Linked DNA regions of Mus musculus: regions 1 and 3 are each linked to region 2. The links are chromatin loops, found by intact Hi-C in ENCODE. Cell type or tissue: left cerebral cortex. All regions are shown on one strand. Each heading gives the region's core, and the rest is flanking DNA. Links, peaks and the distances in the headings are about the cores only. Region 1 holds the start of Asic5 (acid-sensing (proton-gated) ion channel family member 5). Region 2 has its middle 25 kb from the start of Map9. Region 3 holds the start of Gucy1a1 (guanylate cyclase 1, soluble, alpha 1).

Region 1 (6,089 bases), core at 1,849-4,348, 340 kb before region 2:
TGGAGATTCCAAACTAAGAAAATCAATTTTTGTGAGAGTCTTCATAGTAGTCAGGAACCTATGGGAACCTTACACTGGGACATTTGATGAGATGGTATGAGGACACCACCTAGACTGTATACTGTAGGGCTGCAGCACAGGGACATGGGTCAGGGTGTGTGCACATTTTTTCTGAGACTGCTCAGCCTTAGCGCTAGCCTCAGGCACGTGCTGGCATTAAGCTTTGTTATTTGCTGACAAGGACCAGTTTACTTCCTTGGGTTTGTCTCCCTGCTTCTTGAATGAAGCCTGCAACACTGCTGTCGTTAATTTTTGAGGCCATTTCATTCATAAGGATGGTGTGAGTATTTATTGAAAACTTGTTCAAATTTTCCACTTCTTTGTTCACTAGGTAGTTTTCTGTGGTAAATGTTCCCTGCTCTTGTGCCACAGGAAGAGCCTTCAAACCTGCCATGTTCTAACCCAAGTGTCCCTATATCCCACTCCTGTAATGAGGCAATTTACTATGACTTTCATTTTCAAAATAAAGTGTTGAAAATATCACAAGAGTTGTCTTCTGGTATAAAAATGAAGAGAGTACAAGACTGGAACAAATCACTTAGTCACTCATCAAGTATTTGCAGATTGTCTCCTACTTGCTATCTATTTTTCTAATGAGTATAGTAGATAGCAAGCTAAGCAGGCTAAATGTTCAGCCTCATAGACCTTCCATTGTCTGCCCCTGTTCCTGAGCTGCCTCCTCTGTTAAATGAGCTAGGCTTGTGCCAGGACACAAGGGTTGATATTGAATACTAAGGTCACTCTCTACTTTACATTTTCACTTCGGATATGTGAATTGGTTTTAATTAGATATGATACGACATATTGACTAATTTCTTCTTATTTGTGCCCTATAAAAGTAAAACAGAATATGCACATGATGTTTCTGGCAGCTAAGTGTGTATGAACAAGATCTGAGAAAGATCAAGCCAGGCCCATCCCCAATATAGATGTGGGAGGGGCTCATGAAGTCCACATCCTCCCCAGCTAAGAAACGTTTAGCGACTGGTGGCTCCGGGATAGAGGGAGTCAGCTCTATTCAGTGATGGTGGGCTCTGGTGGGCTATCCACGCTCTGATGGACATCCCTACACCCATGCATAAACTGACAGCACTAAGTGGACTTGGGTTTAGAAAAGTATACATAAACGTGAGTGGGAAAATTGGTGAGGAGAAGATAGGAAAAATTGGAACTGAGGAACTGGGGTACCAAAAATTAGTATATGCATCTATAAAATTAAAATCAATAAAAGAAAAATAATCCATCAGACTGACATTTCAAGAATAGCAACTAACGTCGAAATAAAACAAGCCACAAAAAACCCTCTGTGACCAACATGAAATTTAAGCTTTTAAAAGAAATTTATTCATTTTAATTTAAAGTGGTTTTTATATAAAGAATGCTGTAACAAAAACATTACCTGTACTCGCCAGCTATAAGAACTTGATTCTACAAAGAGTACACATGGAGGGACTCATGACTCCAGCTGCATATGTAACAGAAGTTGGCCTTGTCTGGCATCAAAATAAGGGGAGGCCCTTGGTCCTGTGAAGGCTCGATACCCCAGTGTAGGGGGATGCCAGGGTGGGGAGGCAGAAATGAATGGGTGGGTGGGGAAGCACCCTTATAGAAGCAGGGGAATGGGATAGGGGATTTGAGGATAAACAATCAAGGGGATAAACATTTGAAATATAAATAAATAAATAAAATATCCAATTAAAAAACACTTAGTTCTAATAGTTTTAATTTAATGGCATTTCAGACCCAAATTGATAGATACACTGTTAAATTGTTATTCTCTTACACACATGGTAAGCTGATAACTTATTTTCCAAAGTTATTAAGAACAAACCAAACATCTATCTTAAGTATATGTAAATATATATATATATATATATATATATATATATATATATATATATATGTGTGTGTGTGTGTGTGTGTGTGTGTTCTGAATATAACAGAAAAGATGAAGGCAGGGAAAAAGAAAGAAGAGGAAGACAAGGAGAAGGAGTAAGCAGGAGGAGGAGGGGGGGGAGGAGCAAAGAAGAAGGGCAAGAAGGGACAGGCATTCTCTCAAAGAGAAAATAAAACATAAAATTTTACTTCAAATCAAAATTGCCAAGTAGGAGCCAAATGACAGAGTACCTGACTTGGCAGTGAAACATTTGCTTAGTTTTAGCAGAAACCTGGCTTCCTTTGCCACACTCACAACAGGAAAGAGTAGTGAAAACATATGAATATGTCAAAAGTAGAATTAAAAAAATTATCCTTCAATAACTAAATAGCTAACACAAACTGTATCTCTGTTACTGGGGCTGGGCCAGAGTAAATACAGTCCTCTAGACAGTGCTCATTGATTCTAAGGATCGCTCATGCCCAGAATCTAAGTGAAAGGGCAGTTGGGTTTGCTGTCTACTTTTCTGTCCAGCATGCTTTATTTAATCTTTTATTATTTGTCTGCATTAATAAGTCATCCTTTGCTGTTGGTGCTACAAGTGCATAAAGGGAGATAATGATGACTCAGAATTCTCTCAGTTCTCCCGGGATTGGCTTTATTAGGCGATTCTGTAGCTTTCTTTACGTTTACTGGGAAATGGGGTGGGGCAGGGAAGAGGGGCTTACAAGTCTATCTTCTGTCACATAGGCTTATTCCACATAGCATCACCATCAGAGAAAGAAAGTGTGAGCATCTATGTTTAATTTTAATTGAGTATCTTAGAAAGTGAAAAGGCCAGGTTTACAAAAGAACAAGTTATATCTGTGAGAAGAATCCTTGGTCTTGATTTCAAATAATAAAGTGAGGAAAAATGGAGAGGGAATTGTAACTACATAAACAAGTTGAAATTCAAATTTAATTCAGTCACTAGGAGGGAGGAGCAGAAGCAAGAGTGACTTCTTGACAAAACCAAACCATGTAAGCCCAGCTTCAAGTTATGGTATTGGAGTTTCCCAATAGATGTCCAATGTTGAAGGGAAAAAATGCTTGTGAAATATTACCATGACAAAGGCATCAGGCTCTAGCGGAGAAACATGTAATTACTGTGTGTGGTCAACAGATGGCAGCATTTATACATATGGATGCATATCAGGGTTTATTAATAATATTAATGGTAAGTTCTCAAAGGTGTTACTATAAAAAAGGTGGCCTTTGTGATTTGGCAAATTTATATTATTTTATTAGTGCTTCTTTTTTAGTTAGTATCTTTTTTCTTTTGTAACATTATTCTTCTATTTCCACTGGTCACTTTGTTACAGTTGTATCTCTTTTATGAAAGAAACTTCAAAACAACGATACTTCACGTCCACAAACACACACACACACACACACACACACACACACACAAACACACACACACATACACACAATCACAATCAAAATTTGATTTCTATGAAGCTGAACAAAACGTGAAGAGACTGTCACCTGGGTATCCACTGGTATGATCAGAGGCCACTGTGAGGTCACAGCTTTTCTTCTTTCTTTGTTTCTTTGTTTCTTTCCTCCTTTCTTTTTCAGAAAGTGGGTTTCAATTGTGCTATCTGGGTTTTAATCTATCATGGCCTCTTGCCAGTCTGTAAATGCCCATAGCTGGTTCTGTCCGTGTTTTTTGATTTACAGATTAAGTGCTTCATGAGGCTTAACATAGCAACACAAATATTTAAATTGCCCCTACAGTTTACAACCTTAAGTGCTGTATTTTATATAAAAGGCACAAAATGAATATTGTTATTGAAAAAATTGGATGCACCAGAGGACTTCGGATCACTGAGATCAAAACATGGAACATACTGAGAAATCACAAGTGCACGCGGAGAAAGGTAGGAGATCCTTAAACAGCAACATCCGCCATTCCTAAATACCGGAAATAAGCAGAGAGCAGGGGGTAGGCTTCATCCTTGGAAAACTCTATTCTCATTATTATGTTCACAGTAACAAATATGAGTTTTAAAATGAATAATACAGTTTTAGTAGCAAAAGAATAACTTATGAGGACTCAAAATACTACAAAAATATTACTATATGTTAAAATCGACTTTTGTTGTTTCTTTGTTTCTACACAGTATGCTTGCTTTCCTAACGTTTCTATAATGACCAACCTTTTTAATGAAACTTTTTGTTTATCCACCTGATGAAATGTACTTCTATGAGGGAAGTTCAAAGCCTCAGTTGTGTGGATTGGTGGTCTGCACTGCCCATTTTGGGCTTCCTGACAGGCATATATCACTCTGTAGGTTCTCAATTTGAAATACTCAAAAGGAAAAAAAAAAACCACTATGTTTCTAACAAATAGTAGGAAATGCTTCAGTAAGGTTAACACAACTGGCAATGTTTCTATCTTAATTTAAAGAGTTGACATCTGAAATGTATTATTTGGGTAGTGTTTGCAGCCAGCTGCACTGTGTCTGGCCAGGGACTTATTCCTAGATTACTCTTCTCACTAATAGCCCATGTCCCCTCAGTAGGAAAGGTGAGAGTTGCTAGGGACTGGGCTGTTTCTTTAATCAGGGTAAAGCCTTCACAAATGCGTCCAAGCAATGGTTAAGGAATAAGAATAGGTCACAGTTAAGCTTATTTTGTTAAGTAATATTGTTTTTTTTTTCAGCCTTCTGATTTTATCTGAAGCTTTGACAGTTTTTTTTAAATATGTGCTGATTAACCTGATACTAAAAGAAACATTAAGTAATGCTATTATAGACGATAGCACAATTCCAGAACGTCAGAATGATATAAACATGATAATATAGTTTGTAATATCTTTAAGAGTGTAACAGTATTTGTGGATGCTCATGTACATTGCACGAAATGGGAAACTTTAGAAAATGCATTTTATATCATTAGCTTTTCCAAACTGAAAAAAAAATATTGATTGGAAACTAGTAAGCTATTAAACTAAACTTAATGATGAGAAAATATTGGAGCTTTTTTGGAAGAATGTTAATACTGCATTATTGACAAAATGATATTTATTGAATTAAAACAAGGATTTAAAATTCAAATAACTTCATTGTGAGAATTTATTGGCTTTCAGAGATCTCATCTCTTTCTTTTGTTTCTGAGATCTGTGTTATTTTTATTAGTATCATTTGTGTGTGTGTGTGTGTGTGTGTGTGTGTGTGTGTGTGTGTGTGTGTAGGATGTGAGCTGGCTGCCTAGGTGCCACTGCACAGGTACGGAGCTCAGAGGACAAATCTAGGTAAGGGGTTCTCTCCTTCATCCTTTCCATGGGTTTCAAAGATAGGACTTAGCTCATCCAGCTTGCATAGCTAACTCCCTTACCCAATAAGAGACAGTCACCTAGTCAGCTTGCTTGCCCAAGCACTCATTTTGGAAGCAGGAACTTTAAATCATTCCTTAAACCCCTGAATATTTAACCATTTCCTCTATCACTACAAGCAAAGTAAAAATATTGAATAATGTTGAGTACTTCTACTGATCCATGTTACACACTGAATGCTCTCTGAGCATTACACTATTTAACGTGAAAAGCCAGAAGGCAGATGTTATTGCTGCCAGTTAATAGAAGAAGCAGAAGGAGAATGCAGACATGGCTGAAGTTGCCTAGGTTACGGGAGAGGAGACTGAGAGCAGAAGTTGAAGCCTCTGATTGCAGATGGACCTCATCCCATTAACTTGACAGAGAGGCTTGGCATCTATTATCACCAAATCAAAAGAACAGTAACCTAAGGGAAATTCTGGATGACTATTTTCTATATCATCAAATATATTTTAGTGAAACTTTCACTGGCCTTTACAAACCAATATCAATAATCATTACTTAATTTATTAATAGGAATTTCAAAAGTACCAGCTCGTTTTCTAAGAAGGTAGGAAGCTGATCAAGTCACCGAACTGCAAACCTGACATTCTGATGAGCCAACAGAGGAGTAAAACAGTTTTGCTCAAAACATACAATGCACAGACATCACAACACCAAAAATAACAGCAAGGTGACAAAGATTAGCTGTGGAACTTGTTGTGTGTGACTTCATTTAGGACTCTTGGGAGAATAAGCCTAATCCAACTCAAGGAACTCTGTGGTTTCCTGGGG
Region 2 (6,089 bases), core at 1,992-4,491:
TTTTAACATAAAACCAGATACACTAAATATAACAGAACAGAAAGTGGGAAATAGCTTTGAATCCCTTGGTACAGGAGACAAGTGCTTGAACAGATCACCAATGGCTCAGGCTCTAAGATCAACAATTGGCAAATGGAACCTCATGAAACTACCAAGTTATGTAAGGTGAAGGACACTGTCAATAGGGCAAGATGGCAGATCACAGACTGGGAAAGGATATGCATCAACCTTACTGACAAAGGGCTAATAACCAAAATTTAAAAAGAACCTAAGAAGTTTGACACCAACAACCCAAATAACCCAGGTTAAAAATGGGGAATGGAGCTAACAGAGAATTCTCAACAGAGGAATCTGGAATGCTCAAGAAACACTTAAAGAAATGTTCAAAGTCCTTAATCATCAGGGAATTGTGAATCAAAACAACTCTGAGACTCCATCTTACACCTGTCAGAATGGCTAAGATAAAAACTTCAATCAATAATACATGCTGTTGAGGATGTAGAACAAGAGGAACACCCCTCCATTGCTGGTGGGAATGCAAAGTTGTACAACCACTTTAGAAACAATCTTTGCAGTTCTCAGAAACCTGGGAATAGTTCTACCTCAAGACCCAGCTAGTATACTCCTTGACATATACCCAAAAGATGATCCACCATCCCACATAGACACTTGCTCAACTATGTTTATAGCAGCTTTATTCATAGTAGCCAGAAACTGGAAACAACCTAGATGTCCCTCAACTGAAGAGTGGATCAAGAAAATGTACTATATCTATACAGTGGGATACTATTCAGCCTTGAAAAATAAAAACATCACTAATTTTGCAGGCAAATGGATGGAACTTGAGAATATCATCCTGAGTGAGGTAGCCCAGTTGCAAAAGCATATGCATGGTATATACTCATTTATAAGTGGATATTAGCCATAAAATGCAAGATACCCATGTTGTACTCCACAGACCTAAAAAAGCTAAACAAGAAGGAACATCCAAATGAGGATATTTGAATCTCACTCAGAAGAGGGAAGAAAATAGTCATGGGGGCATATGAAAGGTGGAAGAGGGAATGAGAAGGGATATGGAGGAGGAATGGGGAGATTCAGGATCAGATGTGAGAAGGTATAGGAGAGATGGCCAGATAGCAGGAATGGGGAGATAGGGAACATCTAGAAGTTATGGTAGAGACTTGCCATATGGGAGGCACCTAAGAATCAATGGGGGTGTCCATAGCTGAGACTCATAGCAGTGGGGATATGAAACTTTAAGAGACTACTTCCTGTACCTATGCAGGAACCCTAGTGGAATGATAGAAACTTTCACAAAACTTTCAACCCAAATTTTATCCTGTTTACAAGAAATGCAGGAAGGGGGCTAACTGATAAGTGGCCCAACTTGAGACCCATCCCATGGGTGAGCATCAATCCCCAATGATACTCTGTTACGCTTGAAGACAGGGGTCTAACATGGCTGTCCTATGAGAGGCTCCACCAAGCACCTGACTCAGAGGGAGGCAGAGACCCACAGCCAAACAGTGATGGAGCTTGGGGACTCCTGTGGAAGAAATGGGCTTGTAGGGCCCAAAGCAGGTAGGAACTCCATAAGAAGACCAACAGAATCAAATAACCCGGAACCCTGGGGCTCTCAGAGATGGGCTGTACCTACCCCTACTCCCTAAACAAATGTAGCAGATGTATAGCTTGGTCTTCATATGGGTTCTGAGCACCTAGAGCAGGGGCTATCACAAAAGCTGTTGCCTGTCTCTGGGATATGTTCTTCTAGCTGGTCTGCCTTGTGTGGCCTCAGTGGGAGCAGATGTACCAAGACTTGATGTGCCAGGGAGAGGGCATACCCAGGGGAGAAGGGAAAAGGACTGTTGGAAGGGGTGACCAACAGAAGGAGCAGTGAGTGGGATGTAAATTAAGTAAGTAAGTAAATAAATAAATAAATAAATGAATAAATAAATTAAATAATTATAGATGCCTTAGAAAGAAAATCCCTTTTTCCTGAGAACTCCTAAGGCAGTTACCAAGACTCCTTACATGAGAAGCACTAGCTGGTAATATTTTGCCTCCTCAAAGACCTTAAAACCCTTAAGAACTCATAAAGCCTGGAAAGGGATGGCCCTGGAGCCTACGCTTCATTAGTTTCATGATAAATCTGTTTGGTTTGCATTAATTAGTTTATGCTAATATGAAGAACCAAGTATTTCTTAGGTCTTCTATTCAGTGCACAGGAGATGCACAGCTGGAAAAGCCTAGAGAGATAGCAGCTTGAGACACAGAGTGGGAACGACAGCAGCCTGGCCGGGTTTGCTTTATACATGTTATACACCGGTGGGTTTTCCAACCTTTCTCAGAATGTAGCAAGTGAAGGCATTGCTCAGAGGACATTGCTTCTCCACATCTCACTTCCTCTAACTTCAGAGTCTGTCATACTTTAAATCTTTCCTTTTAAATACACAAAAGCTTATTTTATCTGTACCAGAACATATCATAGAAAGTATCTTTAATAAACAGATATGCAAATATACCGGTTTTCAAACTCATTTGCATTTAATATCTTTATATATTATACTAGAAATATTCAATAACTCTCAGTAATAAATAATAATAATAATAATGAAGAAGAAAAAAATAAAGTTGGGAGGGAACAAAGAAAGAGAAAACAGTTTGGTAAAAGTTGAAAGGAGGTGGTGGGTAATAAGATCAAAAGATATTGTTTAAATGCACTTTTCTAAAACCTCTTAAAACAACAGTTTCAAACAAACTTGTGTGATCACAATGACTACGTAATGGCAGCCCAGCAATGCCACCTGGGCTTGAGTGTCTGGAGTGTAGTAAAGGGGACAGAGTTCTCTGCGTTGTCTGCTGTGAGCATAGCCCAGGCTCTGCTCTTGAGTCGGGATCCTAGTTTCTGGTCCTTGGTGGGCTCATGATGTCCTCACTGAAAATGATCCTACATTAAAGGACCTTTTTGAGTTATGCAAACCTCTAAACTAGAATTTCAGAGGACAAAGTCTGCCATTCTCTGAGCAAATGTCAGGGTCCCGTGCTTCTTCCTTCCTCTCCAGAGCTGGGGGTGGGGGTGGGGGTGGGGGAGTGGGTGTCCGTCTAAGCAGGCAGGCAATGAAATTCTGTTGAATCAGGAATCTTACGTTCTCAGTCCTAAACGTGATATCCTAAACTTAAGTAGCATGTGCTCTTTTCGTTAGTACACGGCAGTGAGACAAAAATAAAAAGATGGTCAAAGGACAAATTCTGTTTTCCTTTAGAGACCTTTCCCCTAGAAATGGTTCATTAGACAAAGAGAAAACTAGGAACTAATGACCGACTGTTCCTCAGGCGCAGTCGCTGCAGCATTGCGTTATACTGCCCCCTGGAGGTTATCTGCTGCCGTTGCACAAGTTCACGCTGTTGAAATAAAAAAAAACGTTGTGTGCTCAACAATTGGCCAGGGAAATGTTTTCAAGTGTTTCTGTTGTTATTTTGTTTTGGTTTTGTTTATGTTTTAGAGTCGCGAGAGAGCTTATAGGAATTCCTGAAGCTTTTTGAGACATTAAGAAACCTCTTCCTGTTAGAATTCAGACTGCATTTAAATTTTGGATGACAGAAAATACATACAGCAGTATTGCTTACATTTGAGTACGTCAGCTTCTGGAGGTACATTGTCTCCATATGAATGTTGGAGATATATTGGAAGAAATGAAAGTAGGAGGAAGATGGGACATGAAAAGGCAAACAAAGGCAGAGCTGGTGAAAGAGGGAGAACTTAGAGTATAAAGTATCCAGTCTGAACTGTAAGGCTCCAGTATCACTAGTTTCTTTCTATCAGGCACAGTGCTGGACCACAGCCGTCCAGCCCCACAGCAAGCTACCCAGCCTACTCACCCAGCGTCCCTGTGCCAGGTCAGCACCTCCTCACTGCTCCTCTCTTCAGAACCGGATGATCCAGGAGAGAGATGGGTGCTTTACAAGGAAGAGTGCAGTGGGGCCTCACTGCGGGGAAAGGTGTGATTGTGCCTACAGGATTGAGTCAAGAGAAGATTCCAGAAAGACAGTTACTAAACGTGAATATAAGTATAAAAACTGTGCAAACTATAAACACTGTATAAAAACATACAATAATTCACACTTTCTTCATATGGGCTTCAGGTCAAATACATTTCCTTGCATGCAATTATTTAACATACAAGAAAAGAAATTCTAGATATTTGTTGAGTCCCACGGGGCATTTTGACACATCTCTTCATTTTGTCATGTTTAAGTGCAATGAAACTTCAATTGGATCTTTATATCAAGACATTCAAAATCCTTCTGTCTATGTTTTTGAAGTTATTATTAAGTCACCTGCTCTGGAAGAACAGACCAGAATACTTGATACTGTCTAATTATCACATAGTGTCCCATCCCTGGCCTTTTCTGGAAGGCTTTACTATCTGATTAAACAGTTTAGCCCAATCAGAAAACAGTTAAACCTTACATTAGAGCCATTTGCTTGTAACAATGTTCAATCTACATATACCTGTAGATAGACACTCTTCCTACCACTAATCAGCCACACTTTCATAGGCAAATTATAGAGAGAAGGGGAGAGATGGAGAGGGAAATGGAGAGGGAGACTGAGATGGAGAGGGACACAGAGGAGAATGTTGTATAGAATAAATTCATATATTTACCAGTAAGCTGAGGCAGATCTTTAGACTTTTCTAAGGTGATTTTTATGAAATTTACGTTGGCTAACAAAATTTTTATTGAATTGGAAAATCTCTCAGAATCTTTCTCCATGCAAAGGAAATGAATAGTACTTCTTTTTAAAAAAAACATAATGATGCTTTATGAGACAATCAGTGTCTTATTCATAGCATCTAGAAAACACATTTATTCTTCACCCCAAACCTAGCCTTGTACTTAGCTCATTTGATTTGGAGAAGTTTAACCCCAAGATTTGAGAGAACAGAGTCCTGGCTATACATTAAATGGTGAGGTAAGCCTATTCCCACCATCTGCATCTTCCTCCCCACAGTGATGAACAGCTGTGCAGCTCCACTTCCTGCTGTCAGTCAAGCCACCAATGAGATCCCCCAGAAAAAGTGAGAAGACAGCTCAGAGCATTTGCATTGGCTTAAGTTCTTCTTATGTGCTGAAGACTAGTTTTCCCCACGATTAACTTTCTGTTATTGTTTTTATTATTTTTTTTATCTTTTCTTGGCTTTTAAATTGTTTGTCTGTTTTGAGACAGGGTTTCTCTATGTAGTCCTGGCTGCCCTGGAACTTACTATGTAAACCTCAAACTCAGAGAGGTCCCCGTGTTCTACCTCTGAAATTCTGGGATCAAAACAATGACCACTACATCTGGCTGACTTTTCAAATTTTATCTGAGATTCTTTTTTATACTCTATTCTGATCATGATTTGCCTCTCCCCGAACTCCTGTCGGATCCTCCTTGCCCACTCAACCCTATGAACAAACAAAAACAAAGTCAACAACAACGACAACAAAAAAACAAAACACACACACACACACACCAGAAACGTACAAGCAAAAGACCAATAAAACAAAAACAAAAAATGCCCAAACAAAACAAAATGAAGCAAAAAGTCTACAATGATATCATTGAGTTTGTTATTTGCTGGCCAACAACTCCTGTGGATAAGGCCTACTCTGAAGTGTAGTTATTATATCTAAGGAGATTCTATTGGGGGAAACAAACTTTTGCTTTGTCAGTAATATCAACTGCAGATGGTTCCTTTGTTGGGCTGGGCCCTGTGTCTACTTCCCCTCCAAGCACTGGGACCCCATCCATCTTGAACTTGCACTGTTAATTTTTTAACTTTGAGACTCCTGATTTTATGTTTTATGTTTCAGGGTACCCAACTTCTAATAACTACACAAGTAAGCCTGCATGGAGGAGGTGACTTTAAAGCTTGTTTTGAATTACAATATTGCTCAAATATGAAGTTAGGGCTTGGCTTGCTCAGCAATACTGATGTAAGTCAAACAAGTTGGGTTAAATGACATCCTTTATAATAGATGATGGTTTCCTGCCAAAGGATTACATTTCCCAGCTTCCCTTGCAGATACAGTGGTCCTCT
Region 3 (6,089 bases), core at 1,952-4,451, 190 kb before region 2:
TTAGTAGATGCTGAGTGAAGCCCTGACCACATAGGAAGACTGGAAAGCAGCCTGCAAAGCCTCTGTTCGTCTGGATTAAAAGGAAGAGGAAGTGCTCAGAAGGTCAATGCATGCATAGTGGAGGTGGGTAACAGGCATGATGGTTGAGAGTGCAATTGGTGACAGAAATCGTAGATCAGGTGGTTCTGAACAAGCAGAAGAGTCTATGTAAAAGCACGGAAGGACACGGGCACAGCCGTGCTCTGAGCAATCCACCCAAGTGTTCCCTAAACAAGCACTGTGCTCTGCATGCTGTTCTTGAATAATATAACCTTAGGCACGAGACACAAAATACCTTAACACAGGACCAGCAAATCATAGCTCTAGACACCTACTGTGTGCCATGCAAGTTTTTGTGAATCCAATGATAGAGAGCTAGGGTTGGTTAGAGATGCAGATATTGAAACAGACATCTCCGGTGTCATGTAACAAAACAGAAAGGGTTACAAAGCTAAGGTGGCCTCAGAGTGAAAGTGGGAGTTTACCTACCCTGCTTTCAACCATCCTCTCTTGTTGACTTCTTGCTAATCCTTACTATGTAGGAGTAGTGGGTAAGTGAGTCAGAGCTAGCTTCCATTTTATAGAAAGAAAGGTCTGGTTTAACAAACGATTAATACTAGGTAGAAAACATGCCAGGCAAGGAAGCTTAAAAACCACAGGCACAGGCTAGAGGAAGTGTAAGCCTGCTGACCTAGACTCACAGCAGAGGGGGGAAAATATATATTATATATAATAAAGTACTTCCAAGATATAGTGAAGAAAGATAAAAGAATAAGAAAGCTCATGCGATGGCTCAGTAGGCAAAGGTTCTTGACACAACAGCTGAGGTTGTGAACTTGATCCCTAGACTCACATAATAGATGACCAGGTACCGGAAAGATATCCTCTGGCTTCCACATGTATGCCATGGTATGAACATACCCATACATGCACATGCCTATGTACATGCACACACCCACAAAATAGATAAATGAAAATCAGAATTATAATGAAGAGGAGGAATCAGGTAGGATACAGGATGGACAAGAAAGCAGCTCAGCCTCCACTAAGTTGAGTGATTCAAAAATATAGGTGTGACAGCTAAAGAAACTGCTGCCCAGTCATTCAGCAGAGGCTAGACCTAGGCAGCCTGGAAAGAACAATCGCTGTCACTATGGATGGCTCGAATGAGAGACAATCCCTTCTACAAATGTGCAGAAACAACCCATAGGATGCCCGAGGAAAGTCCCTCGGGTGAATAGCTCTAATCAAGTGGCATAAAAATAGTTCCATAAAAGTTGGATATCCTCCCAAAGCAAAGGAAAACAAGCAATTTCCCTGAGCATCTGACACTGAAAGTAATTCTAAAACACCATTTACTACAATTCTCCCTGCCCCCATCAATAATAGAGTTTGTTTTGTTTTGTCCAAATATTACTCTACCTTTCCGTTTCCTCTCACTTAAGGAGACTCATTCTTAAAGCTAATTATTTGGTGTTTATTTCTTAAAAATTCACTAGAGACTTGGAAGAACGTATCCTGCTATCTTAAACTAACTTATAGACAAAGTCAATATTCTCCCCTCCCCTAGACACACACTAAGTAGTGCTAGCAAATGTAAATAAGAGAAGTCATGTTTCTTTCATGGTTTCTGATACAATCCAGTGTTACATGATTTTAACTGTTCAATAAAAGATGTTTCTTAAGCCTGAAAATATCTATGACAAATTATTGAAATTTTAATCCTCTAAGTATTCTACTGATCTATTACTCATAACAGCATAATTTAGTGTCATCATTTAAGCTTGTAGGGAAGTCTACACATTAAAACAACTTTTCAGAATGTCTTGAAACAAGATTTCCTAATAAGCCATAGTTATGAGACACTGGCACTAAGTACTGTGAATTGTTTCCCATTTCTGGATATAAACCATAATTCCATATTTCTTTTCTCATGCTCAAATGGCAGAAGATACCTGAACATATACAATGAGGTCTTCATGAGGCTGTTTCTGTGTCATGCATTGCGAGACACCATAGTAAGCAAAACTACTTTATATTTCAGTGAGAAAAATGTATTTTTATTTTCTGTCTTAAACTGGAACGATCTTACTGTGCAGGTAGAAACAAAATCTACCCATCGACGCACCACACACTTCTATTAAGTAAACATCACAGCACTAAGCTTGCTAAGCGATACATTTAATACTTTATTTATGAGTCTATTTCCTATTAATTTTCTTCTTTTATTGGTTTATTCAGTATACAAAGCATGGGATTTCATTGTGGCCTTTTTGTGTATATGTATGTGTATAGTATACAGTGTTCAGAGTTGCCCACTGCCCTCCCCATCCTGTGGGTCTTCTCTTTCCTTAAAATGGTTTCTCCTTGTGTTTTCACATTGTACAGATCCAGTTGTTCTCTTTGTCTCCACTCCTCTTCTCTTTGGCTCCCTCCTTCCCTCCCTTCTCACAGTCATTTCATTCATACACATATAGAACTCTAGACTGCATATGAGAATGTCTGTTATGTCTTACGGCTGTCCACTGCCATTCATTTCTATGAAAACATCATAATTCTATTCCACTCTATGGAGGAACAAATGTGTAACTACCCAGCATGCACACATCCCGCATGATCTTCATCCATTCACTTGTTGCTAGGCACTGGAACGGCTCCATATCTTGGCTACTGGGTCTAGTAATTATCTCAGCAGTGGGCTGACACAAACTCTTTCCTGTATATACCTGAAGGAGTAGAGCTCAATCATGTGGTATTTCTATTTTTAGGTATGTTGAGGAACCTCCATTCTGACATCCACAGTAGCTTCCCAAGTTTACATTTTCCCAGGTAGTGTATACAGTTTCCTCACCCTCCTGCTCCTCACCAGCATTTGAAATGTTTAGCTATTGTATGTAGCACAACCCTTGAAGTCTTCTGCTAGTCTGCATCCACACCCTTTTGTACAGAGGCTAAGATTCGGACCAGAAAATGTTCAGCTTATCGGTGTTAACTTCTGTCGTTATTTTGCTGTGGGGTTCTAAATGCCAGTACTGCAGCGGAGTTTTTTCCATCTCCCTAAAAGTGCAACAGCTCAAATATTTGAGTATAGTTTCTGAGACTACAAGACTCCTCAAATAAATACATGGACCAGACCATTTAATAATCGGTAAAGGCCAAGTACTAGAGTTGCTTCAGAACTCCAGTTTCATGTCATCGTCCTTTGCCACCCTTGATCACTGCTACCTGACATGATACTTCCTGAAGGGGGACAACAGTCTAGGAAAAACAACAGATTGCTCTTTCTTTCATTATGAACAAAAACTCAAAACTGCTCATCTTGAAGTGTCTCCGAGAGCATGCAATAGAAAAGGTGAGCAGGGCTCCGACTAAGCCTGGCACTAGTCCGAATATAGACAAGAATTATTTTGGAACCGATGACCCTAAAAAACCATTATGATAATTTAAATGTAGGTAATCTATCTTCCTCTAAACCATGCAATATGTTGGAAATCAAGAGGCATCTAATCACTTCTGAGAGCGAGCTGGCAGCCATTTGATTTACCTCAGAAAATGTAAAGTGCTTTTTAAATGCAAAACGAAGGAATAACTCCCAGAAAGCAAAAGAAAGGCTCAGGAAACCCATACCCTGGAATCATGTGACCACACTGGGATGCAGCCCCTCACACAAAACTCACTTAGAGATAACACTGTGGACCCAGGACAGGCTGTCAACTCAGATAGGCCCGGGAGAATGTTGTGATGCCTGGCCATTACCTTCCAATGCATCTCAGTCAATAATAAGAGAAAAGCAGCTTAGAAGCAGTCACACTCACATACCCTTTGTGCAGGCACACTTTGCTCTGGTCCCAGCAGTGGCTGGAACTTTGCAGTTTGTATACTCTGGGGCTTTGAGCAGCTCCTCCATCCTCGGAGGAAAGCCCGCATGAGGGCCACAAGCTGGACTCTTAGGTCCTGGCGTCCTTGAATTGCTCCCGAGTGAAGGATGCCACCCAGCTGCCCAGGGCTGGCGGCCTTGCGTGGGAGACAGTCGCCCACGCCTCGCACGTTCCCACTGCGGGACCACAGAGCTCAGCCATAGCTGCTCCCTGACCGCTATCCCTCCCGGGAGTCCCTTCCTCGCTTCTCCCCAGCGTGGGAACAGTGATCTTGCTTCCCAGGGGTGAACGAGATCAGGGGAGGGTGTGGGAAAGGATTTAGCCAAGACTTGGTAGAGGGCTGTATGCACAGGGAGTCCCGGCCGGCCAGCGAGGGCACCGCTATCACTTACTTAGTGATATCCAGACCTGGGGACCGCAACCTCCTGGAGCTGCCACCCAGCAGAGCACAGCCGCACTAGATCACAGATGAAGGGCGGTGGCGCTGGTGATGGACTGAGAGGTGACACTGGAGTCGCACCTGTCGGTCCCGAGCGGGTTCACCCAGGGCACTCAAGGCCACACAGAGCACATCATGGTTAACCTGCGCTAGTGGCGCGGAGGGACCCACGAAACACCCCCAGAGCTGGTTCCCACCGTGCTGTAGTCACTTCTCGCCTTTGTTTTTCCCTGCCATGACCCAAAGAATTCTAGTCTGTCTCTTCCCTGCCGCACAGGACTTCTTCCCACGTCTCAGTACCGTGCCTCGTCCCCTTCTCCAGTCCCCAAACAGTAGAAAAGCAAACAGCTGAGCGAACCCACCATGATGCGATCACAGGAGGCCAGGGGCATCGGGCCAAAGGTGTCTTTGCTCCGCTGGCTCCCCAGGCTGTGCACTGCTGCTCTTCGCCTTGGGGTCCGGTCCGGCTGGCAGGCACTGGAGGAGGGCTGCCTAGAAGGCGGTGTGTGAGAAACCCGCGGCTCTGAGTCCCTCCCACTTCTCCCAGGCTCAGCTAGAGAACTGAGTCTGCTCCCGCCCAGTCGCCATCCTCCAAACCACCAAAGGCAGACACACACACACACACACACACACACACACACACACACACACACACACACACACACACACATAGCAGGGAAGGGGACAAGGAAGAGAAAAAAAGAGACTCTAAGAAAAGTTGAAAAGTTGGCACATTAAAACTAAAAACATTTTCTCTAGTACAAGCTGGTGCAGAACCACTGTAGTTTCCTGAATCTGAAACCTGGTGGGGAACTTTCTTTCTCCTTGGGTGGCTTTGGTGGCCTGGCTTTTAGGTTTGAGGCTACTCTACTCATTTCAAAGGTAATTTTGTGGTCACAAGAATATTTTTTTTTTTTTGAGTAAGGTCTTGCCTCTATTTGGTTCACTACACTCAGCCCTATTTGCTGTTAATGCATGTGTGTGTGCATAACTGTTCTTTTATTTTTAAATCATTGTTCATACACACATATGTGTACACACAAAAATGCACACACACACACACACACACACACACACACTTACTCCTGGTGTCTTTTTAATCCTCCAAGTCCAAGAAGTCTAAGACAAAAAGTTATCTTGACATATCTACTTTCGACTCATCATCGACTCTGGTCTCACTGAGGAGGCCCCACTCATATGAGAAACGTTTTGTCCAGTGAAAACAACCATAAGAATTGTCCTAAAGAATGGATGGGAGTAGACAGAAACAGAATTAGCCAGAAATGCCAAGACAGCTACAGGAACCAGGGAAACTTTGGCCTTAAGATGGAACCAAACCTCGTAGGTCCTTTGCTGGTTCTGTTTTGGGTTTTGTTGTTATTTTCTTGTCATTTCCAAAGCTTCTCTTACTCCCAGAGCAATTCATGAACTTCTCTTAGTTCAGCAGGAAAAGTGAAATCTATTCTCAGACCATGAACGTAAGGCCCAAAAGGAAACAAAAACAAAGGGACTCATAATGTAAAGCAGCCAGCCCTATCAGTTTTAAAGTAAATAAAACATGACAGAAACATTCATGTGGGGGGGGGGGCATCCCTCTGACAGATAAAATGTTTCTGAAATAATGGTGTCAGTGTGGGATCTTGAAGGGCCCTTCAGTTTTGCAAGAGGATATGTGGAAGGAACTGCTTGTTGGTAGCAGAGGAGACTGAACAAAGGGCCACAGGCAGGTGGCA

Evidence for each region. Hi-C counts contacts between places; a loop is a spot of excess contacts. Peaks named below come from ENCODE experiments on the same cell type or tissue, not always from the same donor. Only the 100,000 strongest peaks of a DNase experiment are listed, where the experiment ranks them.
Region 1: a loop joins it to region 2, with 2.9 times the contacts of the local background. A loop is called at or near these places in 7 of 42 quality-filtered maps.
Region 3: a loop joins it to region 2, with 5 times the contacts of the local background. A loop is called at or near these places in 7 of 42 quality-filtered maps.

The regions. Positions count from the first base shown.
Region 1 is chr3:81,993,133-81,999,221 of GRCm38, forward strand. Asic5 (acid-sensing (proton-gated) ion channel family member 5) reads left to right here and starts at 3,790. Exons shown (of 10, transcript NM_021370.2): 1 at 3,790-3,858. The coding sequence starts at 3,819. In left cerebral cortex, for the core only: a CTCF peak has its summit at 3,091 (motif pointing right); a DNase peak (open chromatin) is centred at 3,077.
Region 2 is chr3:82,330,465-82,336,553 of GRCm38, forward strand. No RefSeq gene overlaps it. Among named protein-coding and RNA genes, the nearest start is that of Map9, 25 kb to the right of the region's middle. In left cerebral cortex, for the core only: a CTCF peak has its summit at 3,384 (motif pointing left); a DNase peak (open chromatin) is centred at 3,347; H3K4me3 peaks cover 211 bases.
Region 3 is chr3:82,140,954-82,147,042 of GRCm38, forward strand. It overlaps Gucy1a1 (guanylate cyclase 1, soluble, alpha 1), which reads right to left and starts at 4,993. Exons shown (of 9, transcript NM_021896.6): 1 at 4,719-4,993. Gm29921 (a long non-coding RNA gene) reads right to left here. Exons shown (of 9, transcript XR_867373.2): 8 at 5,695-5,815; 9 at 5,445-5,596. In left cerebral cortex, for the core only: a CTCF peak has its summit at 3,274; DNase peaks (open chromatin) are centred at 2,595, 3,657, 3,848, 4,145 and 1 more place; H3K4me3 peaks cover 2,311 bases; H3K27ac peaks cover 1,283 bases.